Linked DNA regions of Homo sapiens: region 2 is linked to region 1. The links are chromatin loops, found by intact Hi-C in ENCODE. Cell type or tissue: endothelial cell of umbilical vein. All regions are shown on one strand. Each heading gives the region's core, and the rest is flanking DNA. Links, peaks and the distances in the headings are about the cores only. Region 1 has its middle 120 kb from the start of TRIM24. Region 2 has its middle 52 kb from the start of TRIM24.

The links. A loop is a pair of places that touch in the nucleus more often than their neighbours do. Peaks named below come from ENCODE experiments on the same cell type or tissue, not always from the same donor. Only the 100,000 strongest peaks of a DNase experiment are listed, where the experiment ranks them.
Region 2: it touches region 1 in a loop (10-fold over the local background); 2 of 110 quality-filtered maps call a loop at or near these places.

What each region holds. Positions count from the first base shown.
Region 1 is chr7:138,333,419-138,341,757 of GRCh38, reverse strand. No RefSeq gene overlaps it. Among named protein-coding and RNA genes, the nearest start is that of TRIM24, 120 kb to the left of the region's middle. In endothelial cell of umbilical vein, for the core only: no CTCF peak of the experiment used is centred there; a DNase peak (open chromatin) is centred at 3,247; H3K27ac peaks cover 1,154 bases.
Region 2 is chr7:138,403,618-138,411,956 of GRCh38, reverse strand. It overlaps the pseudogene PTMAP10. Among named protein-coding and RNA genes, the nearest start is that of TRIM24, 52 kb to the left of the region's middle. In endothelial cell of umbilical vein, for the core only: no CTCF peak of the experiment used is centred there; a DNase peak (open chromatin) is centred at 3,986; H3K27ac peaks cover 435 bases.

The sequences.
Region 1 (8,339 bases), core at 53-8,052:
TCAGCTCCAGTATCTACTAGTCCTTCAAAATCTTTTCCCTGAGTAGTTACTGTGCAAATAGGTCTTTTGTCAAACACTTGACTAACCCAACACACAGCCTTTCCTGCTGGATTAGTATTACCAAAGCCTGCTGTTCTTTTCACTGTGTTGCTTCCTAGTTTTATGTAAGGTAACAGCAACAACTGAGCAATTCTTTCTCCTGGGGAGGCAGACTACCGAGGGAACTAAAACTAATTGAATTTCTCTGGTATAATCAGAGTCAATTATTCCCACATGTACAGTAACACCTTTTAAATTTAGATTAGAACTTCCAAGTAATAGACCGACTGTTCCTGCGGGTAAGGGTCCCCTAACTCCCATGGGGACCTTCTGTGGCTCCCCAGGAAGTAAGAAGATTGGAATTGTGCTCTAGAGGTCTTTGGCAGCACTGCCTGCTGAGGTGGGGAACAATTGTTGTACATTTGTAAGGGCACTGGCTGTGCTGGGTATGCCTTGGTTTGTTGAGGGTCTCAAGGCAGGCCCCTCTTCCCATTTCCCAAAAGAGATTGTCCAACTTTGCTAAATTTAGAATGACACTGACTTGCCCAGTGATTGTCTTTCATACTCTGGGGACATACACCAGGACTTTTCTGTTGATTGACAGTCGTAGTTTTTGCCTTTTGATTTTCTTTTCTACATTCCTTTCTTGTGTGTCCAAATTGCCCACAATTAAAGCAAGAGCCTGAGAAGTGGGGTATATTATTTCCTACTCTTAATCCAGCCATGGCCTGAGCTAAAAGAGTAGCCTTATGTAAGTTACCTCCAATGACATCGCAAGCCTTAATATATTCAGCTAAATGAGCCTTCCCTCTCAGGGGTCTAATAGCAGTTTGACACTCTGCATTAGCATTATCGTACGCAAGAAGCTGTATTACAACATCCTGTACCCTTTTATCAGTTATGGCTTTATACACAGCCTCTTGGAGCCAAGCAATAAAATCAATATATGGTTCTTTACATCCTTGTTGGACAGAACTGAAAGAAGGATATTTTTCCCCTGTAACATTTATCCTTTCTCATGCACGCAAGCACACAAAGCGCAGCTGAACAATGGCAACATCCTCCATTACTGCTTGATTCTCTAATCGACCCCAGTTAGGGCCAACTCCCATTAACTGTTCAAAGGAAACAAGCACAGCTGGCTGTGCTTATGTGTTTTCCTTTGCCTGAGTTTGAGCTTCATCAGCCCACCAGGTTTTAAACTGCAAGTACTGAGATGCAGTGAGAACATATTTTGTCAAAGCATCCCAATCATATGGTATTAATCTATTATCAAGAGCCATATTTTTTAATAAAGTTTGCACAAAAGGAGAATTTGGCCCGTATTGACAAATGGCTTGCTTAAATTCCTTTAGTAACTTAAAAGGAAAAGCGGCCCAATTAGCTATATTCTGTCCTCCCTGCTAGATTATAGTAATGGGAAATTGCCGTGTTTCAAGGTCTCCCTCAGCTCTAGCTTTTTGAATAGAATTTTGTATAGCACCATCAATTGCTCCAGGTTTTAATGTTGCAACTACAAGAGCAGTAAGTTTTTCAGCTAATTTATTTTCTCACTCATTAAGGGGAGAGAGAGGAGGTGGTCGTTCACTTAATTCAGCAGGTGAAGCCAATGGGCTAGTAAAACATACTTTTTTTAGTCTTCCTTTCTTTTCTTTAATCTCCTCTGGTAGCTGTTCTTCACACTCAGAATCTGAAGTTAGTTTTTTACACTCGTCCTCCTCTTCCTCTTCCTCATCTGAATCTGCCTCATCATCTGTTTGAAATAGGTCAAGAGCTGCCTTTATTAGCCCCCACATTGACCAAATGGAAACTGCAATTTTTGCTCCATCTTTATATGCCTTTTTAAAATCTCTGCCAATTCTCTCCCATTCATTCAACTCCATGGTCCCTTGTTCCAGAAATCATGGGCAAAACTACTTCACTGCACTAAAGAGTGATAACAAATTCTGAGTAGTAACTTTCACTCCCCCCTTCATAATAAATGTCTTAAGAAATTTAAATAAGCAGAATGTCTGCTGTCACTTTGTCCCATTGTTACCCTGGTTCTTCCAAGTGCTCAGCTTTCCTGCTGAGCTTCTTTTAGACGTCTTCAGGTGTCCTTTGATGATGTGTCCTCCACTTTCACATGCTCTAGCCTTTCTTCACTGGGGCCTTCGTCACCCCACGTTGGGAAGCCAGGAATGTTGGGGTGATCAGACCCAACACTAGGTCGTGGGGGCAACAAAGTCTGGCGGAGTCAAAGGAATGAGAAAAAGTTTGAGAGAGAAAGTGGGACCAGGGGGCCATCGCGAGTGTGGAGGCTGCAAAGGCTCCGAGCTCTGGGAGCCCATGCTATTTATTGGTGCTCAAAAAAACAAACAGGTGGTGAGGATATGGGGGTTGAAAGGAAACAGTGTATCAAGTGAATGAGAAACATATGGCTACTTGAGATAATGGGAGTGCTAGAAGCAAGGAGCCAGCAAGTCTAGCAGACATGCAAGCCCTGCCTCAGCTTCTCTCCCAACAATTCAGTTTCAGCAGACATTGCATGGAGAAGAATCGAGAAACCAGTTGACAGTCAAAACTGGAGTCCTTGGCTGGGGATGGTGGCTTATGCCTGTAATCCTAGCACTTTGGGAGGCCAAGGCTGGCAGATCACCAGAGGTCAGGAGTTTGAGACCAGGCTTGCCAACATGGCAAAACCCCATATCTACTAAAAATACAAAAAATTAGCCAGGTGTTGTGGCCTGCACCTGGCTACTTGGGAGGCTGAGGCAGGAGAATCATTTGAACCTGAGAGGTGGAGGTTGTGGTGAACCGAGACCACACCATTGCACTCCAGCCTGGGTGACAGAGTGAGACTCAGTCTCAAAAAAAAAAAAACAAAAAAAACCCCACAAAACTGGAGCCCTAGACATATAACACCACCCTAGCTCTTCCTGGCCACTGAGCCATGTGAGGTACCAGTCATATGGAACAGAGGTTAGCTATTTCTACTTGATCTGCTTGCATTACTGATCTGCAAAGTCATGAACATAAAAAAATAAAAAGATGTTTCCTAATGCCACTAAGTTCTGAGTGGTTTGTTACACAGCAATAGATGACTGGAGCAGGGAGAACATTGGCTTATTTCAACTTATGCCATCCAGTGTTACAGAGGCTAATGAGTGTTCCCTGCACTCTATTGTTATACAGACATTTTAGGATAACAGCTTTCCTCAGACCTCTGGCATGAGTCCCTGGGCTGGGGGCCAAGAAAAATTGGCTAGAGAAGATATGAACAGCACACATCCTGCTTTATTCAAAATTGTTCATCTAGAAAATTATCCCAAACAATGGGGAATAAGAAAATATCTGGAGAGAATAAACAAGTCAGTCACAAAGAAATGGGAATTAGAATGTCCTCAGTCTTTTCAACAGTACTAATGGAAGCTTGAAGATAATACAATGCTTGCAAAATTTTGAGTGAAAATTATTTTCAACCTAGAATTCTATATATCCTCCAGACTATCAGTGAAGCATGAAGATAGAATAAAAACATTTTCAAAATAGAAAGATCAAGGAAAAAAGATATCTATCATGTAAATGTTTTAAGGAAAATGCTAAAAGGTGCTCTGAAGTACAAACAACAAAAAAGATATAGGCTGTGAGAAACAAGAGATTCAGTGCAGAAAAGTCACATGGAAGGTTTTTTTAAGACAGAGTCTCAGTCTGTCGCCTGGGCTGGAGTGCTGTGGTGTGATCCCAGCTCACTGCAACCTCTGCCTCCCGGGTTTAAATGATTGTCCTGCCTCAGCCTCCCGAGCAGCTGGGATTACAGGTGCCCGCCGCCATGCCCGGCTAATCTTTGTATTTTTACTAGAGATGGGGTTTCGCCATGTTGGCCAGGCTGGTCTCAAACTCCTGAACTCTGGTGATCTGCCTGCCTCAGCCTCCCAAAGTGTTGGGATTACAGGTGTGAGCCACTGTGACTGGCCTTTTTTTTCTTTTTTGAAAGTATACTTGAGAAACGGAAATCTTAAGATGGTGGCTGTGCAGCATATCTACAGTACACTCTTGATTTGAGGTACACCTTTAAAAAAAAACTGATAAACTTTCTGACATGTTTAATCATGGGGGGGAATATATTTAAAGTATGTCATAGAACTATTGGAAATTATAGGAAGACTTAAATATTCACAAAAATGCAGCAGATTAACTCCAGATAAAGTAGTAAATTATACAAGAAAGAAAATATAATCTTAATATATCTCTAACTCACAGGGAACAATATTTACATAGTCACAGTCACAATAAGGAAAAAATGAAATGAGGGTCAAAATTATAAAAAGTTAACTTGGCGGAGGAAAAAAATAATTGGAAGTGAGCAACATCTTTATTTACCATAATATGAAGTTATAGATATTGTTAAAAATAGATGACTCAAGATGTTATATGTACTTTATTTAGAAATATGAATATAAGTATTTGAAGAAAAATCAGTTGAGTTGAGAATGGCTTGTTCTGGGGAATGAGATGAGAGGAGGAAGGCAGTGGGGAAAAAGGAAATGTCTGTGGTGGAAGCCTTTTAGTGCTGTATGAATTTTTTAACTACTTACATGTAATACTTAAAAAAGTATAAAAAATATTTGGAGGCCAGGTGCAGTGGTTCACCCCTGTAATCACAGCACTTTGGAAGGTGCATTACCTGAAGTCAGGAGTTTGAGACCAGCCTGGCCAACATGGCGAAACCCTGTCTCTACTAAAAATACAAAAATTAGCCAGGCATGGTGGCATGCACCTGTAGTCCCAGCTTCTCGGGAGGCTGAGGCAGGAAAACTGCTTGAACCCAGGAGGTGAAGGTTGCAGTGAGCTGAGATGGCACCACTGCATGTCAGCCTGGGCCACAGAGTCAGCAAGTGTGTAGATACTAAAAGTAAAATTAGAGAATCTTAAAAATAAGAAAGTACATTTTGTGTCTGATTATAGAAGAAGTATGTTGCTGAACAAAATACAAAATACAAAAATGCCCGATGAAGAAAATAATCTGTATATATGACCCTTGAGCAATGTGGGTGTTAGCAGCACCAACCCCCAATGCAGTAAAAAAAAAAGCCATACATAACTTTTGATTCCTCCCCAAATTTAATTAATCGCCTGCTGTTAACTGGAAGCCTGACTGATTACATAAACAGTTGATTAACACATATTTTATATGTTATATGTATTAAATAATGTATTATTACAATCAAGTAAACTAGAGAAAATAAAACGTTGCTAAGAAATTCATAAGGAAGAGAAAATAAATTTACCATTCATTAAGTGGAAGTGAGTTATCATAAAGGTCTTCATCCTTGGTGTGTGCACACTGAGGTGGAGGAAGAGGAGAGGAGAGGGGTTGGTCTTGCTGTCTCGGGGTGGCAGAGGAGGAAGAGGTGGAAGACATAGAAAGGGAGGCAGGGGAGAAGGCACACTTTGTGCAACTTACGGAAATGCATAGTAATTTCTGTCTGACTTTTCTGTTTTTTAATTTCTATAAAAATATTTCTATATGGGGCCGGGCGCAGTGGCTCATGCCTGTAATCCCAGCACTTTGGAAGGCCGAGGTGGGTGGATCATGAGGTCAGGAGATCGAGACCATCCTGGCTAACATGGTGAAACCCCGTCTCTACTAAAAACACAAAAAATTGTCTAGGCATGGTCATGGGTGCCTGTAGTCCCAGCTACTCAGGAGGCTGAGGCAGGAGAATGGCATGAACCTGGGAGGCAGAGCTTGCAGTGAGCCAAGATCGCACCACTGCATTCCAGCCTGGGCGACAGAGCGAAACCCTGTCTCAAAAAATAAATAAATAAATAAATAAATAAATAAATAATTTCTATATGGTACCAATCCACTCCTTCTTCTACCATTTGCTTTAGTTTTAGTGTCTGTATCATAGAAAGTTCTATGGTGTTTGGAGCTGGCTTAGAAACACTCATCTCCATCAAGTTGTTGTCTGTTCATTCCTCTGGTGTGGTGTCTATTAGCTCTTAAATTTCTTCAAGATCCATACCTTGAAACCCTTCAACCTTCAATTTTTTTTGGTGCCATATCCGTGATCTTTGTCATGATTTCCATGATTGGCTCTGTCATAACTCCTATGAACTCTAGCCTGGGTGATAGAGTGAGACCTTGTCTCAAAAAAACAAAACAAAGACCAGTTGTGGTGACTCACGCCTGTAATCCCAGGACTTTGGGAGGCCAAGGCAGGTGGGTCACTCAAGGCCAGGAGTTCAAGACCAGCCTGGCCAACATGGAGAAACCTCATCTCTACAAAATACAGAAATACAACAATTCCATCTCTACAAAATACAAAAATTAGCTGGGCGTGGTGGCACACACCTGTAGTCCAGCTACTCAGGAGTCTAAGGCATGAGAATTGCTTGAATCCAGGAGGTGGAGCTTGCAGTGAACCCAGATTGTGCCACTGCACTCCAGCCTGGGTGACAGAGTAAGAGTCTTTCTCATTAAAAAAAAAAAAAAAAAAATTCTGTTCAGGGCTGGGCAGAATGGCTCATACCTGCAATTCCAGCACTTGGGGAAGCTGAGGAGGAAGGATTGTTTGAGCCAAGAGTTCAAGATCAGCCTGGGCTACAAAACAAGACCCTGTCGCTAACAAAAAAAAAAAAAAAATTATTTGGGCATGGTAGTGTGCACTCAGGAGGCTGAGGTGGAAGGATTGCTTGAGCCCAGGAATTTGAGGTTGCAGTAAGCTATGATCACACCGTTGCACTCCAGTCTGGGTAATAGAAAGAGACCTTGTCTCAAAAACAAAAAACCTGTTCAGGCAGATATCCTTTCTCCTCAATAATTTTCTTAAAGGTATCTAAGAACTTGTCTGCTGCTTCTTGGTTAGCAGAATCTGCTTCTCCTGTTATCTTGGCATTTTTAAGCCAAATCTCTTTCTAAAATTATCAAACCATCCTTTGCTGGCATTAAATTCTGCAGCTTTAGATCCTTTACTTTTCTTTTGCTTTAAGTTGTTTTATAATGACTTTACTTTTTCTCAAATCATATTAAAGTCCATAACTATGCCTGCCTTATAGCAATCTTTCACCCACATAAAAGCTGCATTTTCAATATGAAACAAAAAGGTATTTCAAAAAAGTGCAAGGTTTTTTGCACCTGCTGGCTTAGCTGCAGCAATGGCTTGATGAATTTCTTTTTCCTTTTTTATAATGGTCTTTATTGTCTCACACATCTGTGTGAAGAGTTCACCAAACAGGCTTTGTGTGAGCAACAAGGCTGTTTATTTCACCTGGGTGCAGGTGGGCTGAGTCCAAAAAGAGAGTCAGCAAAGGATGGTGGGATTATCATTAGTTTTTATAGGCTTTGGGATAGGCGGTGGAGTTAGGAGCAATGTTTTACGGGCGGGGGTGGATCTCACAAAGTACATTCCCAAGGGTGTGGAGAATTACAAAGAACCTTCTTAAGGGTGGGGGAGATTACAAAGTACATTGTTCAGTTAGGGTGGGGCAGAAACAAATCACAATGGTGGAATGTCATCAGTTAAGGCTATTTTCACTTCTTTTATGGATCTTCAGTTGTTTCAGGCCATCTGGATGTATATGTGCAGGTCACAGGGGATATGATGGTGTAGCTTGGGCTCAGAGGCCTGACATTCCTGACTTCTTATATTAATAAGAAAAAATAGCATAAAATAGTATTGAAGTGTTGGGATAGCGAAAATTTTTGGGGGGTGGCATGGAGAGATACAGGGCGATGTTTCTCAGGACTGCTTTGAGCGGGATTAGGGGCGGTGTGGGAACCTAGAGTGGGAGAGATTAAGTTGAAGGAAGATTTTGTGGTAAGGGATAATATCGTGGGGTTGTTAGATGGAGCATTTGTCATATAGAATGATTATTGATGGCCTGGATATGATTTTGAATGAATTGAGAAACTAAACAGAAGACACAAGATCTGAATAAGAGAAGGAGAAAAACAGGTATTAAAGGACTAAGAATTGGGAGGACCCAGGACATCCAATTAGAGAGCGCCCAAGGGGGTTCAGCGTAATTACTTGCTTGGCTGGCAAGTTTTTGGGCTCTATCCTTGAATTTTTTTATGTTGTCATATACCAGGCTAGATTGATTTAGACAAAAACAACACTCTTCATTTAAAAATATACAGAGTCCTCCTTTTTCAGCAGTAAGTCAAGGCCTTGGCGGTTTTGGAGGACAACTGCAGCTAGAGAGTCCAATTGGCCTTGAAGGACTGATAAAGTTTGTGATATGTCTGTGATGCTAGCAGAAAAGTACCTATATGGAAGAGGTTGTGAAATGATGATAGAATAGAATGGGCC
Region 2 (8,339 bases), core at 227-8,226, 70 kb before region 1:
AAATATTTAATATAAATTAATTTTTAATTTTCACTTGCTGTGTTGCCCAGACTGGTCTTGAACTCCTGGGCTCAAGTGAGCCTCCCACCTCAGCCTCCCTAAGTGCTGGGATTATAGGCATGACCCACTGTGCCCAACCAATATAAACTGATGGACACAAAATTTTAACTGGTAAAAAAGTCCTATAGTTAGTAAATATATTTGGAGGAAAAGATAGTTTATAAATAATATAAATATAAAATAAAATTATAAAATTCTACAGCTTACTTTAAGGCCATTACAGGAAAAGTTTGTCCATTTTAACCATGGATGAAATTCTAATGGAAGACAGCTGGACCCTTATCTTACACCATACACAAAAGCCAGCTCAAAATGGATTAATTGGGCTGGGAGCGGTGGCTCACACTTGCAATCCCAGCACTTTGGGAGGCCGAGGCGGGTGGATCACCTAAGGTCAGGAGTTCCACGCCAGCCTGGCCAACATGGTAAAACCCTGTCTTTATTAAAAATACAAAAATTAGCCAATCCTGGTGGCACATGCCTGTAATCCCAGCTACTCGGGAGGCTGAGGCAGAAGAATTGCTTGAACCTAGGAGGCGGAGGTTACAGTGAGCTGAGATCGCACCACTGCACTCCAGCCTGGGTGGCAGAGGGAGACTCTATCTCAAAAAAAAAAAAAAAAAAAAAAAAAAAGGGTTAATGACTTAAATATAAGAACTGAAAACATAAAATTCCTTAGAAGAAAATACAGGAAAAAGAATCCTGACATTGACTTTGGTGATGATTTTTGATATGACACCAAAAGCATAGGTTAAAAGAAAGTAAAAATAGACAAGTGGGAAGTGGGAATACAACAAACTAAAAACTTTCTACACAGCAAAGGAAACAACACAATGAAAAGGAAACATACAGAATGGGTGAAAATGTTTGCAAACCATAGATCTGATAGGGATTAATATCCAAAATACATAAGAAGCTCCTACAACTCAATAGCAAACAAATTAACAAACAAGAAACCCCAAAGAAATATCCTGATTTAAAAATGGGCAAACAGAATGGACACTTACCCAAAAAAGACATACAAATGGCCAGCAGGTATATGAGAAGGTGCTCAACATGACTTACCATTAGGGAAACGCAGATCAAAACCGCTGAGATATCACTTCACATCTGTTAGGATGGCTATTATCAAAAAAGACAAAAGATAACAAGTATTGGTGAGGACATGGAGAAAAGGGAACCCTTGTATACTGTCACTGGGAAAATATATTGGTGCACCCATTCATATGGCAATTCCTCCCCAAAAAAGTGCTAATGGAAGACAGACACAGTTGTGCCATATGTATGTATGTATGTATGTATGTATGTATGTATGTATGTATGTATGTATTTTTGAGACAGTCTCACTCTGTCACCCAGGCTGGAGTGCAGTGGCATGATCTCGGCTCACTGCAACCTCTGCAAACTCATCTACAAGGGATTGCATTTTTATTCACATAGACTACAATTTACTTGAGAGTGGATTATTTTTTAATTATATGTGTTGAAGGAATTTAGTTGCCGCCTGGGTTCAAGGGATTCTCCTGCCTCAGCTTCCCGAGTAGCTGGGACTCCAGGTGTGCGCCACCATGCCTGGCTAATCTTTGTATTTTTAGTAGAAATGGGGTTTCACCATGTTGGCCAGGCTGGTCTCGAACCCCTGACCTCAAGTGATCTGCCTGCCTTGGTCTCCCAAAGTGCTGGGATTACAGGCGTGAGCCACCGTGCCTGGCCAGTTGTGCCTTATGATGGCAATGTGAACACGTGGAAGGGAGCCACAGCATAAGCCTTTTGGGAAAAGCCTACGCATTGGACATGGCAAGAAATCCTTATAGCCACCAACACTGAGGAGCACAGAGACTTTACACCATAAGCGTTCTTTCTACAGAAAGTAGAAATTTTATTTGCAAAGAATTCCACAAAAGAATTTGTGATCCAAGAAAAAAATTAAGGTATCCAGGGGGCCTAATTGAACAAGAATAATGAAGAGATGAAACTAAGGTAAAATAGGCTGGGCATGGTGGCTCACACCTGTAATCCCAGCATTTTGGGAAGCTGAGGTGGGTGGATCACCTGAGGTCAGGAGTTTGAGACCAGTCTGACCAACATGGAGAAATCCCATCTCTACTAAAAATACAAAATTAGCTGGGCGTGGTGGCATATGCCTGTAATCCCAGGTACTCAGGAGGCTGAGGCAGGAGAATTGCTTGAGCCTGAGATGCAGAGGTTGCAGTGAGCTGAGACTGTGCCGTTGCACTCCAGTCTGGGCAAAAGAGCGAAACTCCATCTCAAAAAAAAAAAAAAAAAAAGAAAGAAAGAAAAGAAAAGAAAAAGAAAATAAGGTAAAATGTAGCCAGGAGCACATTTCTAAGTACTTCAGTCTCACAAACATTACAGAAGCACCCTAGGTAGGGACGTTATAGTCAGAAGTAATAAAATTCATTCACTGTGAAGTTTTTCTACCAGCCTTCGTGAAGACTTTGAAAACCATCAGTGGTTCGTTGGCATCACAACACGGTTAAATTTAAATTTTAATTTATGTTTGGTTTGGAGTTCCAGCTTTCCACAGTTTAGCTTGAAAAATGGACTTGCCCCCAAAGAAAAGCCTATCTTTTATTACAAGAATAAATTAAGGATTTAAAATATTCATCTGGAATAGTAATACAGAATAAAATCCTAGATAACTAAAGAATCAAAAAAAGCAATGCCCAGTGGTCATGTTATAAGAGATATACAAACATCTGTCTGAGCACTAATAAATTGAATAAATTTAGAATCAATTCCCTATAAGAATCATGAAGAGAAAAATCTGCATGTTATAGAAAGAGCATGAACCCTTAAGGGTCTGAAAAAATGGTTTTAATGCACTTCTAGCTGGGCAGATCTTGTGGGAATATGATTCTTAGGCAATCACTGAGACTCAGTTTTTTTATTTACCTTGAGAAAATGAAATATTGTTCAGCTCTCAAAATCAATGATTCTAGTTGTTTTGAAAAGATTGCATTTGATGTTTAGAGTATGAAAAAAAGAGGTACTCTATCTTTATTAAAGCAGTTAGATGAATAAACTATTAAAATGAGGGTTAGTTTATGTGCACAAATGCTTCAAAATATTGAACAATTATAAAGTCTTTATAGCTGATGAATAATTAGTGAGGTCTTTACTTCAGTAAGAAATTTTAAAAAAGCCTAAATCTTTTCATTTGTAGCTGCAAAGGAATGCAGAGTACAGAGTATATAATTTATGATACATAATAATCTCATGGACAGCTGGGAAACATAAAACTCATCTACAAGGGATTGCATTTTTATTCACATAGACATACAATTTACTTGAGAGTGGATTATTTTTAATTGTATGTGTTTGAAGGAATTTACTTGTATCAAAAGAGATGAAACAATAACATATGCTTTACTCTGCAAGCTTTTAAAAAATACAGCAGACAATAGGATGCTGGATTGTAGGCTTAACAGTTCTCTTTTTTTAATGCCCCATAACCATCTGTCCTATATTTTCTGGGATAGACCTGATTTCAATATCCTTTTCAATCATCTCCATAAACTTTCACAGTTCTCTAGAAATTCAAATATTTAGGAAATGAATTAATCAAGTTAGTATCCATTCAAATAAAAACATACATGTATTTTTCAAAAGACAGGAAGTTACAAGTGACAGAGAATTATAGGTTTAAGAAATAGCTTGATCGTTTACAGGAGCTCATGCATGCCAGTTCAGTATCCACATATAGCATCATTATAGATCCAGGAGCTATGGGGAATAAGCACAGATTCTGTTCAACCCCCAAATCTCAGAATACACTTTCTCAAATAAACATGGCTCCACCTCTGTTAGTTGCTCAGTTTCCGCCCATCTGTTCTGAGAATTGCTTTTCCTTCCTCGTTATAGCTTCCTGTGTCTGGACAGGCTTATCCTGTTTCCTCTGGATGATGTTTTTGTTTGGAATGAGTTCCTGATTCCTCTTCCTTTTCCGTTTTATCCACTCCGTTTAGTCTCTCATTTGCACAATAGACTCCTTACATGGTACATTCTAAACATGATTCCAGTAATAATCTCTAACATTTATGTATGATGGCTGGAATGCCCTGGCATTTGAGTTTAATATCATATTTTTTGTAGCATTATACACATACACAGCTTTAAGAATTTGGGAAGAACATGGTGAATGGTTGGGGGGAGGAAATGGCTAAGTGCTTTAAACATATCGTGATACCTAAGTTGTATGGCTATATATACACAAAAACAATTGATAAAATTCTACTTGAAAAGTCACAAAACATGAGAGACCATTTAGTTATATATTGGTTTGGGGGCAATGCGATGGGTAGGGTATATTTCTCTAAAGTGCCCAGTATAAATCTGCAAACTAGAAAAGAAGGACTCAAACCTGGGAGAAGATCATTAGCAAAACTCCAGCTTGCTCACAGGAAAAAAGGGGCTCATTTATAGCTATAGGAGTGAGAGGGAAGAGTCACCATAAAGGACCAAGTCCATATGGAGGCTGTTGAGAGACAATTCTCCAAGAATTTCTTGCATTTCTGCACATTTTGCAACCAGGGCACTGACTGCCTTTTGTTCTAATCTGTCTTTAGAGGACATTTATATAGCAAACTGTCTTGAAGGATAGAGATAGTGTCTCCCTTCATAGCAAAAGAACAAGTTTGCTTACTATCCAGTGTAGTAAAATAATCTTTCCTTCTAGGGCTAAGGACAAGTGTGCTATATAGCCCATTATAATAGGATTCTTTTTCCAAGCTCAGGGTGCTTTTCCTGTAACAGAACTCACTGCCTGTGCAGACACCAACGGGCGCTTGTGTCACCCTGTGGAAACTGAGGCTTGGGGAACTGGTTCCAAAATGCTGTTACTTTGGCTATTGCTATTGTTGTAAGTAATAAACAGTCCTTTATTTCTGACCCAGATGTCTCATGTCTTCTACTAGCATCCATGAAACTATAGCAGGCTGACTAGATAGCTAGCCTTCAGAGTAAACTATGATCCTTAAAGTCCTAATAGGACCTAGCCCAGGTATTAAGGTTACATAGTCTTTTGTGCTGTGATAACAGAATGTCTGAGACTGGGCAACTTATAATACACAGAAATTTATTGGCTCACAGTTTTGGAGGCTGGAAAGTTCAATATCAAGGGGCAGGCATCTGGTGAGGGCCTTCTTGCTATGTCATCATATGGCAGAAGGCAAGCGGGGAAGAGGGGGAAGAAAGCGGAGTGAACTTGCCCTTGTATAATGAGCACACTCCTGCCATGACAAGCCCACTCTTGAGATAATGGCATTAATCCATTCAGGAAGGTAGAACCTTCATGACCTAATCACTTCTTGAAGGTATCACTTCTTCAGGAGGCTGAGGCAGGAGGATCTCTTGAGCCTATGTTGAGGCTGCAGTGAACCATGATTGTGCTACTGCACTCTAGCCAGGATGACATAGTGAGACACTGTGTCTAAAAAAAATTAAAATTAAAATTAAAAAAATAAAAATAAGATCCCATCTTTTGATATTGTTACAATGGTAATTAAATTTCAACATGAGTTTCGGAGGGGACAGACATTCAGACCATAGCACATGGGCACCTGGTCCAGGGGAATTTAGGTGGGAGGCAGATATGCCAGACATGGTGCTAGAGGATTTTAGAGACTTTATTAATAGCCAGTCAAGAAGAGCAATCCTTGAGACCTGTCCTTTATGAGGGGAACGTAAGACTCCAGGCAAGTTGCTGACTGGGAGTTGGCAGCTGTATATTGTTTTGTGGTAGCGTGGTGAGAAACCTCAGGTACACAAGAGATTCGGGTAGAAGAGATCATATAGCTTTGCAGGCTTCCCCATGGAGAATTCACAGTTATTGCTGTCCTTACAGTGCCACAGAAATTCTTGGCATTTCAGTCTGTGAGCAGGTCAGCAGTGTCCAAATTCTTCTGATTTGTAGCTATAGACTCCAGGTGGACTCTACATGGTTTCCGAGGAGAAGAGTGGAGCACGTTGTAGATGGCTGAGTGCTCATTTAGAATAGCAAGTATGGGGCAAGAACTGACAGATTACACACTATAGCAGGATGCAACAAACTTTTATAAACAGCCAGATGGTAAATATTTTAGCCTTTGTGGGCCTTACAATCTCTGTTGCATGTACGGAAAACTCTCCTCTTGTAGAACCAAAACAGCCATGTATGAAACCAATGAGCATGGCTGCACTCCAATAAAACTTTATTTAGAGAAACAGAGGGCAAGCTGGGTTTAGATGGTGGGTGGTAGTTTGCACTACAGGATTGTTTTATATTTAGGCTGGCTTTATGAATGTGTGGCCAGTCACACAGGGCCATGAGCTCAGAAGGGCCCTGCACTTGTTTTGATGTTCTTCTGTCAATGTCAAAATTCTTAACAATTTTTAAACAAAGGCTGGGCTGGGTGGCTCACACCTGAAATCCCAGCACTTCGGGAGGCCGAGGCAGGAGAATTGCTTGAGCTCAGGTGTTTGAGACCAGCCTGGGCAACATGGCAAAACCTCATCTCTACAAAAAATACAAAAATTAGCTGGGCATAGTGGTTTGTGACTGTAGTTCCAGCACCCTGGGAGGCTGAAGTGGGAGGATTGCTTGAGCCTGGGAGGTGGAGGCTACAGTGAGCTGTGATTGTGCCACTGCACTTCTACTTGGGTGACAAAGTTAAATCCTGTCTCAAATAAACTTTTTTTTTTTTTAAAAAGAATATTTTGGACACTCTGTTTAAAGACTCAACATACAGTATAAATCTGTTGCTGAAATATCAAGCCTAATGCCATCATGCACTTAAAACACATTGCTTCTTGCCCTGATTCTAAGCACACATAATTTCAGTTATAATCTAGCTTTTCACACATTTCTAAGGATTCAGAATTAGACTGGGCGCTGTGGCTCACCCCTGTAATCCCAGCACTTTGGGAGGCCAAGGCGGGCAGATCACCTGAGGTCAGGAGTTTGAGACCAGCCTGGCCAACATGGAGAAACCCCATCTTTGCTAAAAATACAAAAATTATCTGGGAGTGGTGGTGGGCACCTGTAAACCCAGCTACTTGGGAGGTTGAGGCAGGAGAATCACTTGAACCCAGGAGATGGAGGTTGCAGTGAGCTGAGATCGTGCCACTGCACTCCAGCCTGGGTGACAGAGTGAGACTATGTATCAAAAAAAAAAAAAAAAAAAAAAAAAGAATTCAGAATTGATGTGGTCAGAATAGCTAGTTCTTTTGCCAGTTCCTTCCTTTCCCCACTGGCTGCTCTAAAAAGCCATCTTTGCACTGTTCCTTGTCCGGCTGGGCAGCTTTATCGCGCAGAGTCCCTGAACTCTCGCTTCTTTTTAATCCCCTGCATTGGATCATCCGCGTGACCCCCTATGTCAGAGGCAGCCGTAGACACCAGCTCCGAAATCACCACCAAGGACTTACGGGAGAAGAAGGAAGTTGTGGAAGAGGCGGAAAATGGAAGAGAAGCCCCTGCTAACGGGAATGCTCATGAGGAAAACAGGGACCGGAGGCTGACAATGAGGTAGATGAACAAGAGGAAGAAGGTGGGGAGGAAGAGGAGGAGGAAGAAGAAGGTGACGGTGAAGAAGAGGATGGAGGTGACGACGAGGAAGCTGAGTTGGCTACAGGCAAGCGGGCAGCTGAAGATGATGCGGATGACGATGTCGATACCAAGAAGCAGAAGACCCACGAGGATGACTAGACAGCAAAAAAGGAAAAGTTAAACTAAAAAAAAAAAAAAAAAAAAAGACCGCTGTGACCTATTCACCCTCCACTTCCCGTCTCAGAATCTAAACATGGTCACCTTTGAGTAGAGAGGCCCCCCCACCACCACCCACTGCCCACCGCCCACCGCGGGCAGTGCCACCCGCGGGTGACACACGCTCTCCACCACCCAACCCAAACCATGAGAATTTGCAACAGGGGACGAAAAAGAACCAAAACTTCCAAGGCCCTGCTTTTTTTCTTAAATGTACTTTAAAAAGGAAATTTGTATTTTTTATTTACATTTTATATTTTTGTACATATTGTTAGGGTCCGCCGTTTTTAATGATCTTGGATGACCAAACCAGCCTTCAGAGCGTTCTCTGTCCTACTTCTGACTTTACTTGTTGTGTGACTACGTTCATTATAATCTCAAAGGAGAAAAAAAAAACTTGTAAAAAAAAAGCAAAAACGACAACAGAAAAACAATCTTATTCCAAGTGTTATACATAAAGTTTCGGTGCCGCAAAAGGAATAGCACTCAAATATAAAATTTTCTTTTTAATTCTCAG